Regions from separate parts of the Homo sapiens genome. Here region 1 is linked to region 2. A link is a contact called in ENCODE Hi-C or POLR2A ChIA-PET data. All regions are on one chromosome and are shown on one strand. The core of a region is the stretch at or near the end of the contact, and the rest is flanking DNA. Distances in the headings are between cores, read along the strand shown.

Region 1 (6,090 bases), core at 1,564-4,063, 310 kb before region 2:
ACAGCGCTAACAAGTCTGATTCGACTCATTGGGTTACCTGCGGGTACATGTTTCAGCTACTTTATCTCCAAGGTTCCTTCAGGAAGCCTCTGTATCCAAAGCTTGGTGTTCTGCTTCTGTTGGCCCCTAGAGCTCCTTAATTAATGATTTTTTTTTTTTTAATAATCAGGTTTGGCTGAAATTATTACAGCAGCCTTTCTCAATGAATAGGCTGTAGAACACAGTGCCATGAAACCAGCTCCTGAAAAACACTAGATCTGGAAAATAGGGTTTCATGGCCCAGAGTTTGGGGAACCGGGCACGAGAGCTGAGTCAGCATCTTTGGCTGTGAAAAATCTCTGCTTAATGTTGGCTGCCACGGGCTCCACAGCCTCTTTGCCATGGCATATCTTCTGGCGTGCCACTGACTCACACCATCATGAAATGAGCGCCATGCAGAACACAATCTTGGGGAAAAGCTTATCTAAGGAATAAAATTACAGGTCCAGATCACTTATATAACTGGCGCTTAGAAGAAGAGCCCACCCACATTATTTTTTGAGGACCCCCATGGCTGATGGTGAACCCCTGCTCTGAGGTGGGTGGCTTCCCTTCAGCCCCACGGCTTGTTGGGGGGCACCCTCCACCCAGCTGTCGCCTTGGGGTAAGGCTCCCCACGGAGCCACCCGAACTCGCTGCTGCTGGAAGCTTGCCAAACTGCGAGTCCTGCGCTTTGCCGGGAGGACAGGTAATCCACCTCCCCGGGAGTCAGTGTTCTCTAACTTGGCTGCACACGAGAATCACCTGGAGAGCCTGAAAAACTTTTCATGCCCAGACCGCACCCCGGACAGATTAGGTCAGAACTGGGGGTGGAACCCAGCGCCCAGTAACTTTGTAAACTCCCAGGTGATTGCAGCTTGCAGCCAAGTCTGAGCACCAGGCTCCAAGTGGGTGCTTCTGTAACTTAGTTCCAACTGGAAGGAGGGCAGGAGCGGGGGACGGGGACTTTGCAGAATCTTGTGGGATTCTGCAAAGTCCCCATCCCCATGGGAGTTGCAAGGTTTGGATTCCACTATGCCTCACCCTCGAAGCTGTGCTCAAGCCTCTTCAGGCGCAGCCACCAGACAGCTGCAGGCCCCTCTACCTCAGCTTATCCCTTGCAGGGGGCCTGAGCCAACCTCTTGTCCCCAGGGATGCTATGATTAAAATGGGCCAGAGGCATCCCTGTGTGTGTGCTGGGACACTGTCCAGTTGCTATTCATGCTGACACTGTCAACATGATCCTGATAAGAAGTTCCTCTTCTTTTTCAGAAGTAGCTGTAGCCCAGTGTCTCCCAGCAGCTTGTTAGTTTTATCCCATGCTCCTTGTAAATTCAAAGGCAGGGTGTGTTTTCCTTTTCACATTGGCTGCCGGGGAACTCAGAGTCAATTTTACTACTACATCACACAGTACACATTGAGGACTTAGGGCATATATTTTGACTTCTGCTTCATCTTATGTTTTCCTCACCTACTAAAAATCACATTGTATTGTGTGCATTTTTGTAATTTTGTAAGCCTCCTAGAATCTTCTTTTTGTGACAAAGTAGGTACGTAAAGTCACAAATCCACAAATAAAAGACAGGCTTCTTTTCTCTAGTTGCTCTTTGGTTGCAGAGTTGTTAGCTCCTCTCTCTTTGCATACGGCGCTGCTCCGGCCCCACCCATCACCCACTCAGCAGTGGCTCCAGCACAGCTCCATCTCCCACAGCCCCTGGCTGGGCCTCCCGGTGGTCTGTGGGCTCCTGGTCCCATCACATGGAGGACTTCACCCTGCCCTCTCCCCAGTCCTCCCTCTTTCGGAAACCTTTCCTGGTGAGACTTGCTGCCAGGTAGAGCCACACCTATGTTGTTTCATGGCTTAGTGGCAGTTGGTCCACAAAACTCTCCCTTCCACCCAATGGCAAGGTTCAGGTTGGTAGCAGCCCACTCTTATTTCTCTCTGTACCCCCCGGGTGGGGTCCCAGGCACAGGGCATGAGCCCTGTGGGGCACCAGGGAGTTGTCTGCTGAGCGGCTTCAGAGTCTCCAAGAGGCTGTGTCCCTCAAAAGTCGGTTCTATGCTGGGTGGGGGACTGTGGGCAGCCTGGCAACCCCAGGTGTGGTGGGATTGATGATGCTCCCAGATGGCACAGGTTATGAACTGTCCTGGCTCCACCCGGGCCCTGCTGCTTAGGAGCTGTGTGACTCCGGGTGACTTCCTTGCCCTCTCCGTGCCTTCCTTTTCTCATAAACAAAATGGGTAAAGAGAGTAGGCTTTTTATGGGGAGAGAACAAGAAAGGGCAGATAAAGCCCAGGGAACCAGCGCAGCCTCTGCTACCCTTAGGATTCTGCAGGGGCAGAAGACTCTCTGCTCCTTAGAGGCTGGGCAGGCAGAGGCCCCTGGGGTTGTCTGTACTCCAGGAGTGGGAATAGCCACAGGCTGAGACAAATTGCAGAATGGTCTCGGGAACCAGGCGCCTGCTGTGTGCCGGGGCCAGCCACAGATCCCTGCGGGGCCTCTGTTTCCCCACCTGCCCTGCTGGGGGGAGTGGGACTGGCCCTGCAGGAGGGTGAGGCTGAGGCCAGAAGGGAAGAAGTGAAGCCTTGAAGCTGTGCCGGCCCCCAGCAGCTGGCCTGTGTGTGATGATTTGGGGCGGGGGGATGGCTCTGGGGGTTTCTGGCTTCAGCCCTCTAGGCTTCCCCTCCTGGTGCCCAGCCTGACCTCTGTTGTGGAGGACCAGGCTCCTAGTCTGGAACCCCAGAAGCCAGCGTGGACCCGGGTCCGCCACTGAACTGGAGGCAGGCTGGCCTGGCCCTGAGCTGTTAGCTGTCGGGGCAGCTGGCTCCAGAGGTTGTTGCCATGGAAACCCAGACTGATGTTCTCCTAAACAGCTCAATTATTTGTGGTTTTTCTGTTGAAGATCCCAGCTAAGCAGGCCAGGACGGTGGCTGGGGTGGGATGGGGGCTGCAGGGCTGCTCAAGGAGGGAGTCCCCTGAGAAGGCCCTCAGCCCTGCCTTAGCCAATCCTTAGGGAAATGGTCCAAAGTCACTGAGATTTTGGGAGAGGGAGGAAGGGTGTGTTTGGAAAAAATGTGCTGAGGTCATCAGGCTTGTTTCCAGAAAAGCTTCTGTGGGAGGGTGTGGGTCCAGCATGCTCCTTAGAAGGAACTGGGGAGGTTTCCCACCAGCCACGGTGCCTGTGCCCAGCCCCACCGGCTGGCATTCGGTGCGGGTGAACTCAGAGAGGTGCCCCATGGGGCACTCAGCCCATGTGCAGGACACGGGGCCATGGCTTCCCCCACTCGTCCATCCCAGCTTTGCCTCTGGGTGCTCATGTGATCTACAGCTCCCCTCGCCTCTCAGAACCTCAATTTCCTCATCTGTAAATGGGAACAGCTTTCCTTGCCCGGCTTTCGGGTGGGGGAGAAGGTCTGAGCTAAGGGGTTCTGCAAGCTATTCAGCAGCCCCTTCTGAGGGACTGGGATGTCCCATGGGGAAGCAGGTATTTGGGGATAAGAGGAATTGTGCAGTGTCCTCAGATCCAAGACACACAGCTGTTTTGGTTTTCAGAAAAGAAACTGGAACCAGACATATCGAGACCTGGGTACCTTGCTGCTGGACCATACAGCAGAGGCTGCGGAAAGCATGCTGTCAGGAATGAGCACAGCAGTGAATCGCACGGGCTGGGGCCCCACACTGCTGGCTTGGAAGATTCTTTGGCTCTTGAGCAACTGGTGTGGCCATGGATGTCTGGGGCCGGGTCCAGGCCAGACACTACGGGTCCCACGTTCGTCCTGTCCACATGAACCCAGGGAAGGTTGATGGGTGACTGGCACGTGCAGTGATGGGCTCACAAATGGCAACGTCTCTTGGAAAATCTTCTAGCAGGAAGGAGGGGAGGAAAGAAAGTTTAAATGGCACAAAAGCAATTCTGCACATTCTAGGCAAGGAGAGCAAATAACACCCACAAGGCGCCACTCCCCTCTCATGCGCCGGCAGACACAGCTAATTGATGACAGAGTTCTTTCCTCCAGCGTCTAGACTCTCCCTCCCAAATCATCCTCAGCCCAGCAACCCTGGCCAACACCCGGCAACCAGGTTTGCACATGAGACAGACCCTTCTCTGCTATCCCTGGGCCAGGTGCTGCCCCTCAGCATCAGTGTCTGCAGATGGTCCCCAGCCTCCAGTGGGTGTAGAGCTGGTGCCGTTCCCATCGACAGCAGCCATGCTGTCACTGTGCGGGTTATCCATGCTCTGGCCTCCCCTGGGCTGAGCGTCCCTCTGCCCTCCCAGCCAGCTGGACTCACCAGTGAGTCTGCATAGAGCTGCTTTTCTCAAGCTCTGTGCCCGGGAATCCTGCAGATTCATACTCTGCAGACTTGGAGCTAGCCTCAGATCCTACCTCTCAAACCAGCTCCCCAGGCAATGCCACTGTTGCTGGTTGGAGAACCACACTGGGAACAGCAAGGGTTCAGACAACACTGAAATAATGAAACAGGGGTGAAGAGAATGGAAGAAGAAAAATGCCAGACACCATAGAATGGAGCCAAGGCTTGCATTTTGATTGGATGAGATGTTTTTCCATCCATGCTGAAGAACCAGGATCTAGAGAAAGCTGCAGGGCCATGCTCCTTCCCCTTTTCAGAAATGCGCTGGGCTTTTCTCCTTCTCTGTACTTCCAGACTCCAGTTGCTACAAGGGAGAAGAACAGTGGGTGAGGTTTGTTCCCCTGAAAACAGTCACTCCCTTTGGATGGCCTGGGGAGGGCTGGGCCGGCTCAGGGCGAGGTTTCCATCTCCCACTCCGGGCTGGAATCAGCCTTCTCCTGTGGCTATCCAGGCTTCTTACCCTGAGGACCCATTCCCTTTTCCAGTGGGGGAATCGTGACCTGGGGGGTGTGTGCACCTCTGGGACTCTGGCAATCTGCTGCAAATACATTGTTCCATTTACTCTGGTTGCATAACAAAACACCCCAAACTTAGTGGCATAAACCACCCTTTGTTATGCTCACAGATTCTGTGGCTCAAGAAATGGGAGCACACCAGGGGAGGCTCCCTCACATGCCTGGCAGTTGATGCTGGCTCTTGGCTGAGACCTCAGCTGGAGCTGTTGGCTAGAAAACCTACATGTGGCCTTTTCATGTGGGTTGGGCTTCCTCACAACATGGTGGCTAGATTTGAAGGGTGAGAATTAAGAGATGGGCGTGGGGCGTGAGAGTGGGAGAGGGAGACAGATTGAGATGGAAGCTGCATCATTTTTGATGACTTGAAAGTCATAGCTCCACTTCTGCCACAGCCTATTCAAGACAGTCACAAAATCCTGCCCAGGTTCATGGAGAGAGGAAATAGACCCTGCCTGTTGATGGGGAGTGGCAGGGTTCTGGAAGAGCACATGGGCCTGGATATATTGTTCTGGCCATTTTTGGAAAATACAATACAGGCTTCCCTCTGGACTCCATCATTTACATTCTTACTGCATGCAAAATAGACTTTTCCTTTTATCTACATTGCACTTCCCCAATCTCTCATCCCATCACAGCATCAGGCTCAAAGTCCAGGAAAGCATCCTCTCCATCAGCTCCAGGTGAATGATGGTCTTAAGTTGTGGTTTCTTGCCCATCTCACCCAAATACAGTGGTGAGCCAGGTAGAGGAGAGCCACCATAGACACTCCAATTCAGAATGTGTAAATATAATGAGCACACAGATGTAATTGGTCCATAGCAATTCTGAAATCCAGCTGGGCATGTGTTGCCAGTTCCCTGTTTGGGGCTCAGTCCTACTACCTGAGAGTGAGTCACTGTGGCTTTTGGCTCTGTCTTCCAGGCTCTTGCTCCACCCTCTGAATCAGCCTCCCTTTTCCCTAAAACATAGCCTGTGTTTGCAATTGAGTCATTTCTCAGCCTGCTTCCTGACGTAGAAGTTTTGGGGATCCAAAGATCTCTTTGTATTTTGTGCTGTCTGTGTCTCTTTTAGTCCAAGCTGATACACTTCTTTAAAAACACAACTTTGTGGTTTTTAAGGCATCAATTTATAATCCATTCTGCTAGACAAGAGCTTGAGCCACACATCTCTTCAAGATAAATTCTT
Region 2 (6,653 bases), core at 3,952-6,451:
CTTCCTGCCTGGAACTCGTGTAAGATGCCTGCAGTAGCAGCAGGTTTCTTGTAGCCGTGAAGATCAAATCTACATGCTGAGGGTAGCAGAGCAGAAATATGTCAGGGTCTGAGACCCTGATAACTTCACAAAGCTGTCACGCCACAGCCTGGGAATGCCAAATGCCAGACTTCTTGCTACGTGAAGAAAGAAAAACAAAATACTTTTAAAGCCTCTCTTTTTTAAGCCACTGTTTGTCTACGTGTCTGTTACCTGCAGCTGAATGCATCTGCTGCCTGAGATACGGCCAGGGCACACCCTCTCATTCATTCAGATGCCATGGCCTGATTGCCTGTTCTGAGCCAGGCACTGCGTCACAAGGCTGGAGATGCTGACACGTGGATGCAGAATACATGAATTCATCAGAATTGTGTCCATTTTCCAGGAACAGAAACCAATGAAACAGACTTAAGAAAAAGAAAAGAAATTATGGACCAGTGTAACTGAGATAGGGAGTCGGAGGAGGTTGGCAGAATCTTCCCTTCCACCATTTTTCCAGGTGGCTGTGTTCTCATGGGGCCGCCTTGAGCGTCTGTCCTCCCTGCCAGGCAGTCCCAGTAGAGGAGTCTGTTCTGACCCCTGGCTCCAGCAGAAGTCCCAGGATTCTGAGGCCGGGCATGGTAGCTCATGCCTGTAACCCCAGCATTTCGGGAGGCCAAGGCAGGCAGATCACTTGAGGTCAGGAGTTCAAGACCAGCCTGGCCAATATAGTGAAACACCATCTCTACTAAAAAATACAAAAATCAGCAGGGCGTGGTGGCACACGCCTATAATCCCAGCTACTCGGGAGGCTGAGGCAGGAGAATTGCTTGAGCCCCAGAGGCGGAGGTTGCAGTGAGCCAAGATTGCGCCACTGCCCTCCAGCCTGGGTGACAGAGTGAGATTCCATCTCAAAAAAAAAAAAAAAAAAGATGATGAAGTCCCAGGATTCTGGCTCACTGGACCAAGAGGTGACCTCAGGTATGTGTGTAGGTGCCATCCTACACACCCATGTGGACACGCAGGCCACACACAGGTTTACACAAAACTCTACAACTGGCAAGACATCGGCACATCATATGAATGTCTAACTCCTTCTATCCAGCGTGACCTGGTTTGCCCAGGACTGAGGGGTTTTCCAGGACATCGAACTTTCCATTTTAAAAACAAGACAGCCCTGGGCAACCCGGAACAGCTGGCCCTCCTAGCTCTGTCGGTACATGCTCATGACAACCATGTGATTTTTCTTCCTTAAAGAGATCAATGAAATGGTACCAGATCATGTTTTTAAAAAGCGAACAATATTTTCCTTAGAGATCAATGAGAATATCCCTCCCCACAATCCTACGATCAGGCGAGAATATTCAGGCAGAGCCCTGGGCTGCCGGTGGAGGTGGCAAATTGTCCGTGACACGGGGGAGTGACCATAGAGTTCTGCTGGCCTCTGGCTGATACAACAGAGGCCAAACTGAAATGGAGCACGGTAGCCCCTGCCCCTGTGCAGACTTCAGAGCGTGAATGAGAAGGGACCCTCTGCAATAGGTCATCTTCACGTCACCCCCTGGACACCTCAAACTCTTGGTCGGTCCCACCCCAGATGGTCTCGGCTCCTGCTCACCAGCACCCCCGTGTCTGTAGCTCTCTTGAATGGAGGATCTGAGCACAGCAAGTCCTGTAGAAACCAAAAAAAAAAAAAAAATTTCCTTGGCATAGGTGAGTGTATCGGGTGCCGCAGAAACAGTGATAACAGCGTTTCTGGTCCTCACCTGGGTTCATTCAGCCAGGACACAGCAAGGCAGAGGCTCCCAGCCAGTGCCCCACTCCATGCCCACCCTGGGGGTCCACTCGTCCCAGTCAGCAACACCAGCCCTGGAACCACCATCTAAGCTCCTGCTCTTGCTGGACGCCCCCAAGTCCTTTCAGAATTCACAGGAATCACCCCCTCTGCGAGCTTCGTGTTCAGAGGACTTGGCCCACGTTCCCTGAGCGAGCATCCCTAGCATACCCATCACCTCTCAGGGAGCAAGACGTTGCCACATCACCAGGCCCAGCCTCCCAGAGACGATATCTGGTTCGATGCTCCTCCCTGGAGCTGCCGCCCACAGTCCCTTCCATCTCACAGTTCCGCATGCAGTCAGCAGCCCTCGCTGCAATCCACGATCTGCTGGAACGATCCCAGGAAATACAGTGTGGAACTTGGACATGGGTGTTTGCCGAATTTCCCCCAAGAGGCTCGAATGTGGAGCCTTTGAGCTTCCCCAAGCTGTGGGTTAAGTCACTGGCATCACGGCTAACGTGCTACGGAGGTGGAGCAGGAGCACTGGATGCTTGGCCTCAAATCAACTTCCCTGCCCTGTCAGCCTTCCTGGGCACTTCCCAGCCACACACTTGCAGGAACAGATGAACAGAGGGCATTGATGGGTGCCTTGGCTTGTCCCCTAAATTGTCCCCTACATGATATCCTGCTGAGGGAGGGAGGCAGGGATCATTGTGCCCTAACTGTTCAGACCGTTAGAGAGTGTGCAGAGGGTCAACCAGAGCCAAGTGCGTCTGGCTTGTCAACTCAGCCTCACAAGTGCGTCCTGAGACCCTTCCCAGGGGTCTGCTCTGGAGAAATCAGGACAGCCATCGGCACTTATCTCGTCCCTTGGGAGGCAGGAGGAGACTAGTTATGAGGGTGGTGAGCTGAGACAGGACGTGGCCTTTGGTAACAGGGCCAGCTTGTGATGAGGTCACATTTGTCTCTGTGGCACCTCCACCTGAGTCCTCTGGCTTACCCAGCTCTTCCTGCAGGCATATTTATAAGGAATTGGAGGCAGAGAAGGTCTTAAAGCAAGACCCACCCCCAGGACCACTCCCTGCAACCGGGGACCCCAGAACCTGGTGATGGACCTGCAAGGCCGGCCCCTCCATCTCCCCACATGGCCAGCTGCCTCTACGGGACAGCCCTGGTCAGTCTGGGAAGGCACGATCCATCTCAGGCCTCTCTGAGCTCCTGCCCCAGGGGTGGGACATGGGGATCATGCGCCTGCCCTGCTCCCCTCCCTCCCACCACCACTGGAAGGGCCGGCTGAGTCTCGGGACAGGGCGCGTGGAGGCCGCAGCCTGCAGAGGCTTAGTCCTGCTTGGGTTTCTGGGGCCGCCGCTGGGCCAGTCTGTAGTCGATGTAGGTCCCGAGGCAGGACCACAGGATGAGGCGTGCTAGCAGGATCACCACCAGCAGGGCCAGGAGCGGGTCAGGGCCAAAGCTGCCACCTGGCCAGGAGGTCATGCCTGAAGTCAGCCCCAAAGGGCAGCAGCAGCCTCTGCCCTGGAACCGAGATGCAGTGGGGCCCTGCCACCCTAGCCCGGCACTGCCAAGTGGCTGCTGTGCAGACCCAGGACAGGAAGCTCCGTCCAGCCTGGGGCCTCTGCAGCCGGCGCCCCCAAGGGACCGCCCTGTTCTCTCTGGTGCCACCAAGCAGGCCAGATCTGCCCGCCAGACTCCAGCCCGGGGCCTCCCTGGCATGTGAGAGGACAGACTGGGGACGACGAGCAGCCTCCTTGGTCAAGAGGCCCGTGTACCATTCATCCAGAATTAACCACTCTCCGTGCTGACAATGACAGCATTGTCCAGGGGCCTGGGGGGCGGGAGGCCGCCGGGAGCCCGCCCCCCTCGCTGTCCCCGCGCCCCCTGCTCGCCAGCGCTGACGTAATCTGCAAACATCCCCGGCGGCAGCTGCTGGGCGAAGCGGCCACCTCCTCCCGACGCTTTCAGCAGCCCACGCGGCTCTTCCGGCCCCGCCAGACAATTGGGCCCTTTCTCTCCCCAATTAGCTATCACTTCTGGAGGCCGCGCCGTCCAGCGCCGGCCCACGGTCTCCGCAGCAGCAGGCCCGGGATGGGGCGGGGGCCGGGAAGCTTGGCAGGGAGGCTGGGGCCACCACGGGGAAGAAGGACGGAGCCTGAGGATGAAAAGCCAAGGAGAAAAGGGGAGAAGATGAGGACAGGCGGCCACAGCCCACAGGCGGCCCCAAACACAGCTCAGCAGCACAAGGACCGCGCTCTGGGCCTCTGATGGCAAGGGGGTCAGCGCGGGAAACCGGCTTCATCCCCCAGGAAGGGGACCGGTGGACCCCCAGCAGCACCTCCCTCCAGCTCGCCCCTCCAACCTCCATCAAGAAGCCTTAGGTGGGACCTGTAGCCCTAAGCTGGGGCGCACAGGCCTGCAGGGTCCCCTGACATCCTCACAGTCACCCTGGACCGGAGGCCAGTCCTGCCTTCTACTAGCTGAGTGACCTCGGGCAAGTTGTGCAACCTCTCAGAGCCGCAGATCCTGCCTTAGAAAGTGAAGCAAATACCTCCTGCTTTGAAGGATTAGGGGAGAGAGCACTTCTCAGGGGCCACGCCCAGCGCCTGGGCACAGAGATCCTGGCCCCTGCCTCTCAGTGGATGCCTTCAGAAAGGCCTCCACATCTTTTCTGAAATAACAGTGTCTGCCCAGCCTTCTCTGACTGCCACACGCGCGCACACACACACACACACACGCATACACATGTATACATGTGTGTGCACACAGACTCACACGTGTGCACACCCAATAAGGACACATTGACCTCTACAGGCTCTGCCCCCCAAGTCCAGCTCTGGCCTCTCACAGCCGAGTTTCTGTGAGTGAGAGATAAACCGCCAGAACTGCCCCCTCTAACTCCAAGCCTACATCCTGTAAAGCAAAGGGGCCCCAGTTGGAGCTAGGGGGCTGAGCGTGAGGAACAGAGGTCTCTGGCGGCTGGGTCCTGGGAGTCCGGCCAGTTCTCACCAGCAAATGTCCAGCCTGAGCTACAGAGAACAGCAATGGGGGCCTTCCTGGCCACAGGGATCTGGGGCCCATCGCTGGTCGCCGGAAGCCAGCTCTTCAGTTCCTTCCCAGTCTACAAAATGAGTGTCCTCCCTGCCAAGCCTTTCCAGAAGGTTCAAACGGGACCACACGTTCAAACGGGAAGTGGAGCATGATGCCAACTCACCTTGGGCCGGGCACCGCCTAAGCTGCCTTCCCGCAGCCACCCTGGAGCCCCTGCCTGGACTGGCAGAGGCTGTCTGGGAAGCATGCCTGGCCCTTCCTCCATCTGTGGTGTGCCCTGCACCCACTGGGCTGCCTGGCACTGCTGTCAAAGGCCACTCACTTAGGGAACGTTGAGCTCTGGGCTTGTTTTCCACGCGCAGCGGTTTGAAGATCACTTCGAACGTGGGTGGGGAGTTAGCTCTCTGGACCCCGTCATAGAGTAAGTCATCGATAGAGCATTTGCTTGATGGGGACTTCCAGAAGGCCAGGGAAAGTCCTGCCGACTTCCTGGGGAAGCCCATCCGCACGTGGGGTGAGGGTCCCCAGATGGGAGCAGCTGTGTATGCAGGGAGGGGGCAGAGGCTGCTGCCAATGGGCATGTCCCTTACCTGAAAGGGCCACCTCTCCAGGTGACATGTCCTGGGGGAGCCGGGGCCGTCTGCTCCGGCCAGAGGCGCTCAGCTCAGGCCACACCAGGCAGGGCACCTCCCAACCTGGACAGGTGGGGACCAAGGTGGCCTTGGACAAAACTCTCTGTGTTTGCCAAGCACCCAATCGGACACAGAGAGTCAACCACACCCCAGTCACATGGTGTCCACACGCAGGGGTCAAGGAGGCCCGGCCCCTCCCCCTCAGACGTCCCTGGGCCTCTGGGAGTCAGCAAGGACGAGGACGGCATGCCCTTCGAGACAGGAAGGGAGTGACCTCCTCCCAGCGGCATCCAGGCTCGGCTTCTCCGGAGAGGAGAGGGGGCTACTTGCTGGATAAAGCGGCCGGGGCCACAGAGAAAAAGCAAGTGACCATGAGCACGTTGCAGACACAGTGCACCGACAGCATTGCAGCACGGGGACTGTGAGACCTCCCATTCTCGGGGGAAACTCCCCAAGTCCCCCCACCATCAGCAGTGATGTGACTGGGGCGGCGACCTGTGCTGGGAGCCTCCACCAGCTCCTGCGCCTCAGGCCCTGCTGCCCTGCACCTTCGCTTCCAGTAGGACCCTTCTCCAGGGCATTCTGGGCCACAGGAGCCACCCCAGTGCACAGAGACCCGAAGGCCCAGGAAGTTCCCTCCCCCAGGCAGCCCTTAACCTAAGGCTGACCTGGGCAGGACGTAGCCCAGCTTCCCTGCTTTGGACCAGGACAAACTAGAGGCCACTCTGAACCCCCAGAGCTCCCCCTGAAAATCCCAGGGACGTGCGGCTGTGCCTGGAGTCGCCCCCTTCCCAGACTGCTCCCCTTCATCTTGCCCTCCCTGCTCCTCCCTCCTGTGTCTCCCCATCACACCACCCCCCGAGTTACCCGCCTGTGAATATAATCCAGGATAAGAGTGACGAGCGCCTCATCAGCGCAGACCCAGACCCCGCCAATGGGAACGCATGGAGCTGGGCGGTGGTGGCTCCCAGCCCCGGGCCTCTGAGGATGGATCCGGGGATGCTCCCAGCCCCGGGCCTCTGAGGATGGATCCGGGGATGCTCCCAGCCCCGGGCCTCTGAGGATGGATCTGGGGATGCAAGTTGCCATCGGGACCTCAAAGAGCCAAGGCATCTTCCTGCACCCAAATGTTCAACGCTGACAGAGCAGTGAGTGACGCACCC

What was found. Hi-C counts contacts between places; a loop is a spot of excess contacts on that map. ChIA-PET counts read pairs that join two places held with the same protein, here RNA polymerase II (POLR2A). Pooled maps may share reads with other maps.
Region 1: a map of prostate gland shows a loop between it and region 2 (1.9-fold over the local background). The contact joins the enhancer-like site here to the promoter of SMIM38 in region 2. A Hi-C loop is called at or near these places in 1 of 168 maps with a recorded cell type or tissue (prostate gland) and 2 of 50 pooled maps. POLR2A ChIA-PET finds 5 or more read pairs at or near these places in 1 of 52 experiments (activated CD4-positive, alpha-beta T cell).

Annotation. Positions count from the first base shown.
Region 1 is chr11:69,460,462-69,466,551 of GRCh38, reverse strand. No RefSeq gene overlaps it. Among named protein-coding and RNA genes, the nearest start is that of LINC02747, 16 kb to the left of the region's middle. RefSeq lists enhancers at 2,134-2,867, 4,712-5,280. Within about 2 kb of position 2,813, at least 7 of the 41 ENCODE cell types and tissues checked have a DNase peak (open chromatin) inside an H3K27ac peak, as active enhancers do.
Region 2 is chr11:69,154,483-69,161,135 of GRCh38, reverse strand. SMIM38 (small integral membrane protein 38) reads right to left here and starts at 5,201. Exons shown (of 3, transcript NM_001369201.2): 1 at 5,022-5,201; 2 at 1,785-3,962; 3 at 1-1,690. The coding sequence starts at 3,289. The coding sequence ends at 3,134. All of the region lies in intron 2 of LOC338694 (a long non-coding RNA gene), which reads left to right. RefSeq lists a silencer at 3,476-3,835 and an enhancer at 4,720-5,647.